Regions from separate parts of the Mus musculus genome. Here region 1 is linked to region 2. Evidence: chromatin contacts called from ENCODE POLR2A ChIA-PET data. All regions are on one chromosome and are shown on one strand. The core of a region is the stretch at or near the end of the contact, and the rest is flanking DNA. Distances in the headings are between cores, read along the strand shown. Region 1 holds the start of 0610009E02Rik (RIKEN cDNA 0610009E02 gene). Region 2 holds the start of Card9 (caspase recruitment domain family, member 9).

Region 1 (4,349 bases), core at 1,067-3,566, 85 kb after region 2:
TCCCCTACAAAGACCTACAGCTCCTATACAGAGACCTTTTCCACAATATGCCTGTTTCAGGTGAAATAATCTTGCAACTTGAACATTATTCTTTTAATCGTCTTTACTTACCAACAGAAAGATAATGAACTGCCTACTACTTATCTCAGGATTATAGACACTTTTATTCTGTTCAGCCAGTTATCTACTTTTCAAAAAAGCACCTGTTTCAGTGAGACCTACTGATCTCAGATGCATTATTCATGAACCCAGCTCTGTAGCTCAACTACCTCACATCTCTATACATACTTACACAAGACATTTTAAGTATGACTCTATGTGACTGAGGTATTTTAAACATCCCCTGATCCTTTCACTGCCAGCCTTAACAGCTGTAAACTGTAGAACACAGGGGAACCCAAGAACATTAGTGAGCTCCACTCGCCAACAATCTCCCCCATGGTGACTGTCTGTGATACTCTTATCAGACAGACAAGATAAACACCTCCCTTCTAAGTCAAAATCTGAGCCGGAACCCTTTAAATGTTGAAGAAGGCATTTGCAGAAGAGAAAAAGCTATACACTATGTGAGGAAGACACACAGGAAACATGGACATTCATGTTTGCTTATAAAAGCAAGACGGGATACCAAAATCTGCAAGACATGAGCACTGAAACCCTAGGAAGGGAACGTGGACAACGTGTAAGGAAGCTGCACTGTGCTGCACCTTGCAAAAGGACCTGAAGGAACAGTAATCTGTGAGTCTGCTGTTTCTTACTGCCAAACTCAGAATGGAAAACGCCTCTAGTCAACACTTTTGAAAGGAAATCTTTCCTTCAGTGCGCGACCATCCTACATGCCATTTAAAAACCTGTGTAAGCACAACAGCCAGAGTTATCTACAGGACGCTCCACAGCCAAGCCGACATTTTTCTACACCTTGGTAAAAAACAAATCACGACCTCCCTTGCGACATCCTGCTCCGCCGGCCAAGAGATTACAAATAAACGCTGCTACTCCCTGTTTCAAATGAAAATGTGTCCCATGATCATCAACTTCTGAGGAAGTCTTCGAGCCAACGAGAATCAAATATCTTCAGAACCCAGCAAAAGTCAAGCTTGGCAATTTCCTGCACTTTCTTCGTTTTAAATGAGTTGCGGGCTTCCTCGGAGGTGTCACAGTCTGGCCATGTTAACACACCTTCCCCAGCGGCCAACCAGTTCCCGAAGCCCTGACCAGGTATCTGTCTCCCGTCAGGTCTGGGAAACCACGAGCCCCTTAGACAACCCACCAAGGCGACACGGCCCGTAACCTGTCCGGTGTCTCAGCACCAGGCGGCCCGGTACTGTCGTTCTCCCCAGGCCTGACTGTGTCTCTTTAAATGCGCTCGCCACTCCGGGCTAGGCCCGATGCTCACTGAGCCTGCTTGGCCTCCGCAGCCTCGCCCACCCTCGGGCCTCCACCGTGCTCCATACACTCAGCCCTCACCCTGTGAGCTGTGGTTGGCTTCTCAGGCGCCGCGAACTGAAACCCAGCCGGCGACGGCGGCGGCAGTAGGGGGAACTAGCGCGTTCCCAGCAGCAGCCGCAGCCATCTTGGCACATCCGGCTCCAGGTGCCGCCGCCGACGTGTCCGAAGGAGACGTCAGCGCGCCCCGCCCCTTAATTGCCCCTCCTCTTGCTTCTTCCAGTCTTTCGCTGCTTCACCCATTGCCCCGCCCCCCCTGCCCGGCCCTCTTGGCCGCGCTCCGTACACGTCTTCGGCGCGTCAATCATACCACGCCCCCTTGGGCTCCGCCCCCTCTCCCGTCCAGTTTTGCACTGCTTCATCCTTTTGTTCCGCCCCCCAGGAGCTGCCCCGCCCATTCCCCTTAAGAGCCTTTCGTAGTGTCCCTTTTGACTCCGCCTTTCGTTCGTCTCCAGTCTTTTGCCGCCTCATCTCTTCGTCCCACCCATAGGCCCGCCCCTCTTGCGTCAGTCACTTACAGCTCCACCCCCGTGGCCCCGCCCTCACCCACTTGCGGAGCCAGGAGCGCGGGCCCCGCCTCTTCACGTCGCCCTGGTTACGCTGGTTCTGTCCTACAGTCTTCCTGTTCTAGGATTTGACTGGACAGGATTCTTCAATCCAGATCCCCGGGGAGAATCAGTCTTGAAAAACCAAAGCCAGAAGTTCCGCTGAGTCCAGAGCCCCAGCGGGCCCTCTCGCTTGCCCCCTCCCCATTTTTCCGTTGGGTTCTCTTGGTTGCCGGCGGGGGCGACTACGCGTGCGCCACCCTGCTCGAGTAGCTAGGCGGTCGACTTCTGCGGGCTGGACAGGCGCGTGCGCGGAGCTGTACCCGTTGCTTGGCTACGGCTCTTTGCTGGAGCCTGCCCGGCGCAGTTCGCGTGATTAAGCAAATGCCTTTCCTGGTGCTAGTAGGAACTCTCACCACCACCACCCCCATTCCCCTCCAACCTTTGCTAGAGGAGAGAAGCCAGAGCCTGGAGGCCAAGTCCTTCAAACTCCATTGCGACTCCTCCCGGCAGGGCGCGGCCTAAAGCCCACGGCGGAACGCTGGACTTAGACCAGGGATGTCAGCAGGTCTGTCTGTCGGAGCAGAGGCTCTCCGGAAAAGGTGGGTGCTGTCATCGGGGAAGTGACCAGGCCTGGCTCCCTCACCTGTACTCCAGAGAGCGTGAGAAGGCGGTGCCCCTGCGAAGCCGCCTGGTCAGTGGCGAACCCAGAGGCAGGGAAGGAGGGAGTGTGGTGGAGCTGGCCAGCGCTCAGACACGCAAGCATAGCCGGGAGAACTGAGGGCCAGCTTCATGTCCTCTGACGTGGCACTGTGGGTCACTCTGTAAAGCTAACATTTATCTTTAGAGAGCCAGGTTTCCAAACTCTTTCTGAACACATGGTAGACTCAACTTTAAGTCCCTAAAAAGAAGCAGCAACCCCAACCCTAGGATGGCTAGAGCTAAATAATAGCAAGGCCTCGTCTAAATAAATAAACAAACAAATAAATAAATAATAAAATGCAAGGTCTCCACTCTCAGGCCCCCAAGGGTAGAGATGTTAAAGGGACAGCTGTGCTGGCTCCCATCTCTGACTCCATCCTAAGGTAGGGACAGGACTCGATGCCTGCTATAGACTGGCTGGCATCATGCAGCCAAGCTAACCTGGCCTCTGAGTGACAGACTCCGGTTTTAGGCCCAGTCTGTGCCCATATGCCCTGCTCTGTTGACTGAAACCTCTCTGGGCATCAGGAGAGCCACTGGGTAGTTTGAGGACTTGAATGGCGTACTTTAATGCATATGCAAAGGCAATGGGCACAAACTGGGACTGCCTGAGGCAGGCAGGGCAAATGGTGACTCCTGAGTTTATGGGTGCCCCCACCATTACATGGGTACCTCCACTTTGCCTGGGGACTCTTCGTTTATTTGGAAGTTGGGCACATCATCCCCAGTTCCCTGGAGTCCTATGTAGTCAGCATCTGGTACAAAGCTGTTATAGCCTAGGCTGCACTACAGAGCACACAGGACTCCCATGCATGAAGGCTGTGTCAGAACTCCCTGTGGCTTCTGACACTGTGACCAGCACTTGGTAACCATGTATTCTTTGTAGTGCTACCCAGTCAGCCTCTCCCAGGCTGCACTGTCTGGTGTGGTGGCCCCTGGGCAGTTACATAGAGCTGTGAACTGTGAACATAAAGCATACCAGATAGGTAAGAATTCATTGGTGAGTGTTTATTGAATGTTGAGTATTCTGAGAGCATTGGGTTGAATAAAACTTCTTATTAAACGTGATATATTTTTTCTTTAATGTAACTAGGAAGTATAAAACTCCACATGTAGCTGTCAGTGCATTCCCCCCGGACAGTCCTAGCCTAGATGCTGTGTACTTGACATCCCTTACTCTAGGGCTTATGGCCTCCTTGAGTCAGGAGGCCACAAGGTACTGTTTCCTTTCTGGCACTGAGAAGCCAGGGGCAGGCCTCTGAAGACTGCTACAGGAAGAGGTAGTAGTCTTGGTAAAGAGAGGGTGTCTCTTGGCCTCGAGCCTCTGTCCCTCATGCCTGCTAGCAGGTGTGGTTCCAGCCTCAGTGTTCCTGATAGTCTGTGCCTGCTCTGTTTTTGGCACCATGCTCAGCCCCTGACAAACCCTCAGCATGGACATAGAACCTGAAGAGAAGAAAGTGTCAGCTCCCAGGAGACAGGGCTCCCTGAGTAGTCCCAGACAAAAGTGTGTTAGGGCTACAGGGGTAGAAAGAACTGATGGGGGGAGGGAGGTTTCCTAAAGGATAAGGAGGTGATGGGCTGAGGAGAGTTGTATGCCATTTGTTTCCAGGCCCTATAGTGTATACCAGTGTGCCACCCAGGCTGGCTCCCACGTGG
Region 2 (3,975 bases), core at 1,067-3,566:
GGCTGTGAGTAGGAAAGGCAGAGAAGGGCTCCCCTTCTAGAGACCAGTAAGAGCTCAGCAATTCAGGAAGACCCTGCCCCCTAGAGCCTGTGAGTATCATCAGGGACCACTACCCTGATCTACATCGTAAGGCTTGTTATCACACTTAGTCACTCCAACGCCATCATAGAAGCCAGGACCCGAGTCCACCCACAGCAACAACCCACACCCGTGCCTCTCACCAATGATCATGGAGAAGACGCGTGCTGGCTCCTTGCCAGTGACTTTCCGGTATAACTGAGGGTAGTAGAGCTCCAGGCTCTCGAGGAAAGCCACGTAGCCCTTGTGGCCTGTCCGCTGCAGGATGTCCAGGAGCACACCTTCAGGTGGAAGACAGAGTCAAGGCCAAGGGCTGGCGGGTGGAGGCTCTTGGAGATGGGTAGGATGATTACTCTGGGTAGACATCCCAAGCTCTAGCAACCCCCTTCCTTCTGGGCCATTGAATAAGGCGCCCTGCAGGTCTCAAGTCTAGGTGGGACAGGGTGCTGCCTTCCCTCTGGTGGCTGTCTCAGGCAGGGCCTGAACAGTGGTGGGGACTCCCCTTCCTCCACTGGGCAACAGCAGGTAGACAGGACAAGAGGGGAGGAGTCTCTCACTCATATATCCTACACGGGGATGGAGCTGAGTGGGGACAAGGCCAGGGCAGTGAAGAGAGCATGGAGTGGCCTCTGGCTGGGTGTCTTATGGGGGTCATGCAGGGCTAGAGCCTGCTGGTGTGGGAGCAGTCCTCACCCACTTTCCGCTTGCGGATGACCAGGTTGGGGTCACTGAGCACCTGCTCCTCATCATCGGGGTTCAGGACTTTGCACTGGCGTAGATAGGGTGTGATCCGGGAGGGGTCAATGACAGAGATGAGCTTCACCCGGAAGCTCTCCAGGGTGCTCCAGCACTCGTCGTCATTCTCATAGTCTGACATGTCCTCTGTAGGCTGCGGTTATAATTGGGGAGAGCAGCTGAGGAAGTGCCCACCTTCTGTTCCCTGTCAGCCTAGGATAGGACCCAGGCCTGAGTGTCAGGGCAGGGCTTTGGGCAGGGTCAGAAGGGATCCGTTCTAGGGAAATTTCAGGGCTCAGCCCTATCTCCTCAGCCTCATGGACAGTTTCTGAGGGGAAGCAGAGGTCCATAGACAAGCCACCTCAGACCACCTGTCAAACTGAGCACCCCCAAGCAGCTGCCCGGCCCCTGTCATCTCAGGCTTTCTCATATGGATATGTAGGGAAGTGACCGGTTGGGGTCTAAGAGAATACTCTTTGTACAACAGCCCTGCTCTAGCTTCTGCCCCTACCCAAAAGTGCTCTGGCATGCCCTGGAGGTAGGAGCTTTTGCCTCTAGTGGCCATCCTACATAGTACCTTCTTGGGTGGCATGGACCCTTGCTGGCCAGTCTCCAGATTGGGACTAAGAGGGTCAGGTTGGCTGGAGGCTTTCTCACTGTGCAGGGGGCCAGGCCTATGTCTGACTTCCTCCTTCCCTGACAGCCCCGTGCCCTTCAGGCCTTCCGTTGTAGCCAGCTGGTGATGCAACAGCCTGTGGCACGGTGCTATTCCGGGAGGGCTGGGAGGGTTGGCCGCAGGAGCATGTCTGCCTTCCTGCTAGGCTGGAGTATACTGGAAGGGCAGGCAATGTCATCCACAGTCTACAGACATCTGCTGTGGCTTCCCTCCAGTTTGCTTTTCTGCCGCTAGATGAGCCCTGGCCTTTGGCCACATGATGGGAATCAACCAGGCCAGTTGTATGTAGGGGGTTACTCATGTGGACAAGTGTAGCCTCAGTGAATGGCTTCAATGATTTTAGGGCTGAGTTAAGGTGGCCATAGAGCGCCCCTGGCTCAGTCCCTAACCCCAGCGGAGCTGCACCTCCAGTTAGAGACACGGCCATGGCAGGCCTCTTCTTCAGAGGCATCTCTTGGCTTCCTGCTGCTTTCTGGTTGACCCAGTGGACAGACATTTCTCTAAACCTTGGGCCTATGGCCTGCCATTGCAGCCCCACAGCCACATGGTCCAGCACTGGAGGACTATGCTGCAGTGTACAAGGATTAATCAAATGAAGGCGTGAGGATGGAGGATGCCACCTGCCTGTAGGTACTTACGCGCTCCAGGATCCCCAGCAGTCACCACAGGCTTCCACCCACCTTCCTGGAAGGGTACTGAACTTACCTCAGGGTCTTGTGAGAGCTACCTGCCAGCAGATGCTGTCTGGGTTATGGACATACCAGGAGCCTGGGTCTCTGGGAGTGTGGAGGGGTTCCCTAACTGGAGAAGGGTGGAGCCATGAAGGAGGCTGTGCACTTCCTGATTGATGTGTTCTGGTTGACGCCACAAGCCAGCCAGTCCTCCCGCAGGGGACAGTCTACCTTCTGATTGGCCCATCCAGGAACAGAACAGAGGGAAGTAGAAGTACTCTGGGAGCAGAGGAGCCCTCCCTGCCTGCTCATCTGAACTGGATGGGCAGTCCAAGGTCCTCCTGGATCCAGGCTTCTGAAAGTTGCTTTTCTAACATGGCCCTGCCTCATATCCTCATCTGCCGTCTAAGGACAGTGGTGCAGGGTAGGTGCAGTGGGACAAAGCTTGGTCAAAATCTACAAGCTGTAGGCAGCTATAGTCCTCTATGGATTGCGTGCCACAGCCTCTCCTTCAGGGTGGCCCTTCAAGAGTCAGCCTGAGGTGGGCGTGGGGACCTGCTAGCCCTGCCCAGCCAGTGTAGCTGTTAGACAGGCGCTGCTGTCTAGCCTACAAGATGAGTTGAGGCAAAAGCTTCCAGTGCTGTATGGGAAGGAAGGGTGGGACACTTATGCAGAGCCCCAGCTGGCCCCTTCTGTAGCTTACTGGCCCTCTGCTTGCTCCTATGGGGACAGTGGCCTTGAAAATACTTCCAAAAGCAGCAGTCAGGAGTCCTCTTTGGCCTTGGGGGGCCACACTGCTAGGGATTGTGGCTTGCTGGGTTTCCAGGACGGCAAGGGAGTCCATCCATGGCTTTGCAGTCACTCCAGGAAGGAGGTCACAAGGCCTCCACAGTGGTGGCTTCTTAAAAGTGTTAATAACATGAAACTTTTGCTCATAAAACTGAAGTGGAAGTCAATAGCACAGATAGCTGAAGAAACCCCAAGTTCTCCAGAATGGAGAAACCCAGTGCAGAGGTTAGAAGGAGCCATGACAAACACGCGTCCCTGGATGTGTGACGGCCATCAGCTGGAGTGACAGCTGGTACAATCACTAGGACTAGGCTGGTCATACCATTTTACTATGAGCTGCAAGCTTCCCACAGAGGATGAACACATGTAAAAACTAAATCCTGGCCAGCCTGGTCTACAGAGGGAGTTCCAGGACAGCCAGGGCTACACAGAGAAACCTTGTCTCGAAAAACAAAAACAAAACAAACAAACAAAAAATAACTAAATCCTGGAGAGCCAAGGGCCCAGGATGTATAGTCTGGTGTCATGGAAATAGTGACTAAGAAAAAGGAGAGATGAACCGGCAGTTAAGAGCACTGACTGCTCTTCCAGAGGTCCTGAGTTCAATTCCCAGCAACCATCTGGAAGGGATCCGATTCCCTCTTCTGGTTTGTCTGAAGGGAGTGACAGTGTACTCACATACGTAAAACGCTTTTTTTTTTTTTTAAAAAGGGAGAGACAAGACCCAATGGGGTCTCAGCACCATGCCAAACACAAGCCTCCTATCCAGTGAGAGCTGCTGCTGTGGTAGATGCTGGTTCTGGGGACCTCCCTGAGAGATACAGGCCAGATGGGGACCTCGCCTAGGGGTACAGGCTAGATGACATATCTCCCCCCCCTTTTTTTCTTTTTTAAAGATTTATTTAGGTATGGGTGCTCTGTCTGCATGTACACTGTGTGCCAGAAGAAGGCATCAGATTCCATTATGATCTACCATGTTGGTGATTGAACTCAGGACCTCTGGAAGAGCAGTCAATGATCTTAACC

The links. ChIA-PET counts read pairs that join two places held with the same protein, here RNA polymerase II (POLR2A).
Region 1: POLR2A ChIA-PET joins it to region 2 with 52 read pairs in embryonic stem cell. The contact joins the promoter of 0610009E02Rik here to the promoter of Card9 in region 2. POLR2A ChIA-PET finds 5 or more read pairs at or near these places in 4 of 5 experiments (Patski and embryonic stem cell).

Annotation. Positions count from the first base shown.
Region 1 is chr2:26,443,608-26,447,956 of GRCm38, forward strand. 0610009E02Rik (RIKEN cDNA 0610009E02 gene) reads left to right here and starts at 2,317. Exons shown (of 3, transcript NR_152209.1): 1 at 2,317-2,593. Sec16a (SEC16 homolog A, endoplasmic reticulum export factor) reads right to left here and starts at 1,609. Exons shown (of 30, transcript NM_153125.2): 1 at 1,468-1,609.
Region 2 is chr2:26,358,593-26,362,567 of GRCm38, forward strand. It overlaps Card9 (caspase recruitment domain family, member 9), which reads right to left and starts at 2,317. Exons shown (of 13, transcript NM_001037747.3): 1 at 2,195-2,317; 2 at 772-967; 3 at 222-359. The coding sequence starts at 955. All of the region lies in intron 1 of Gm13562 (a long non-coding RNA gene), which reads left to right.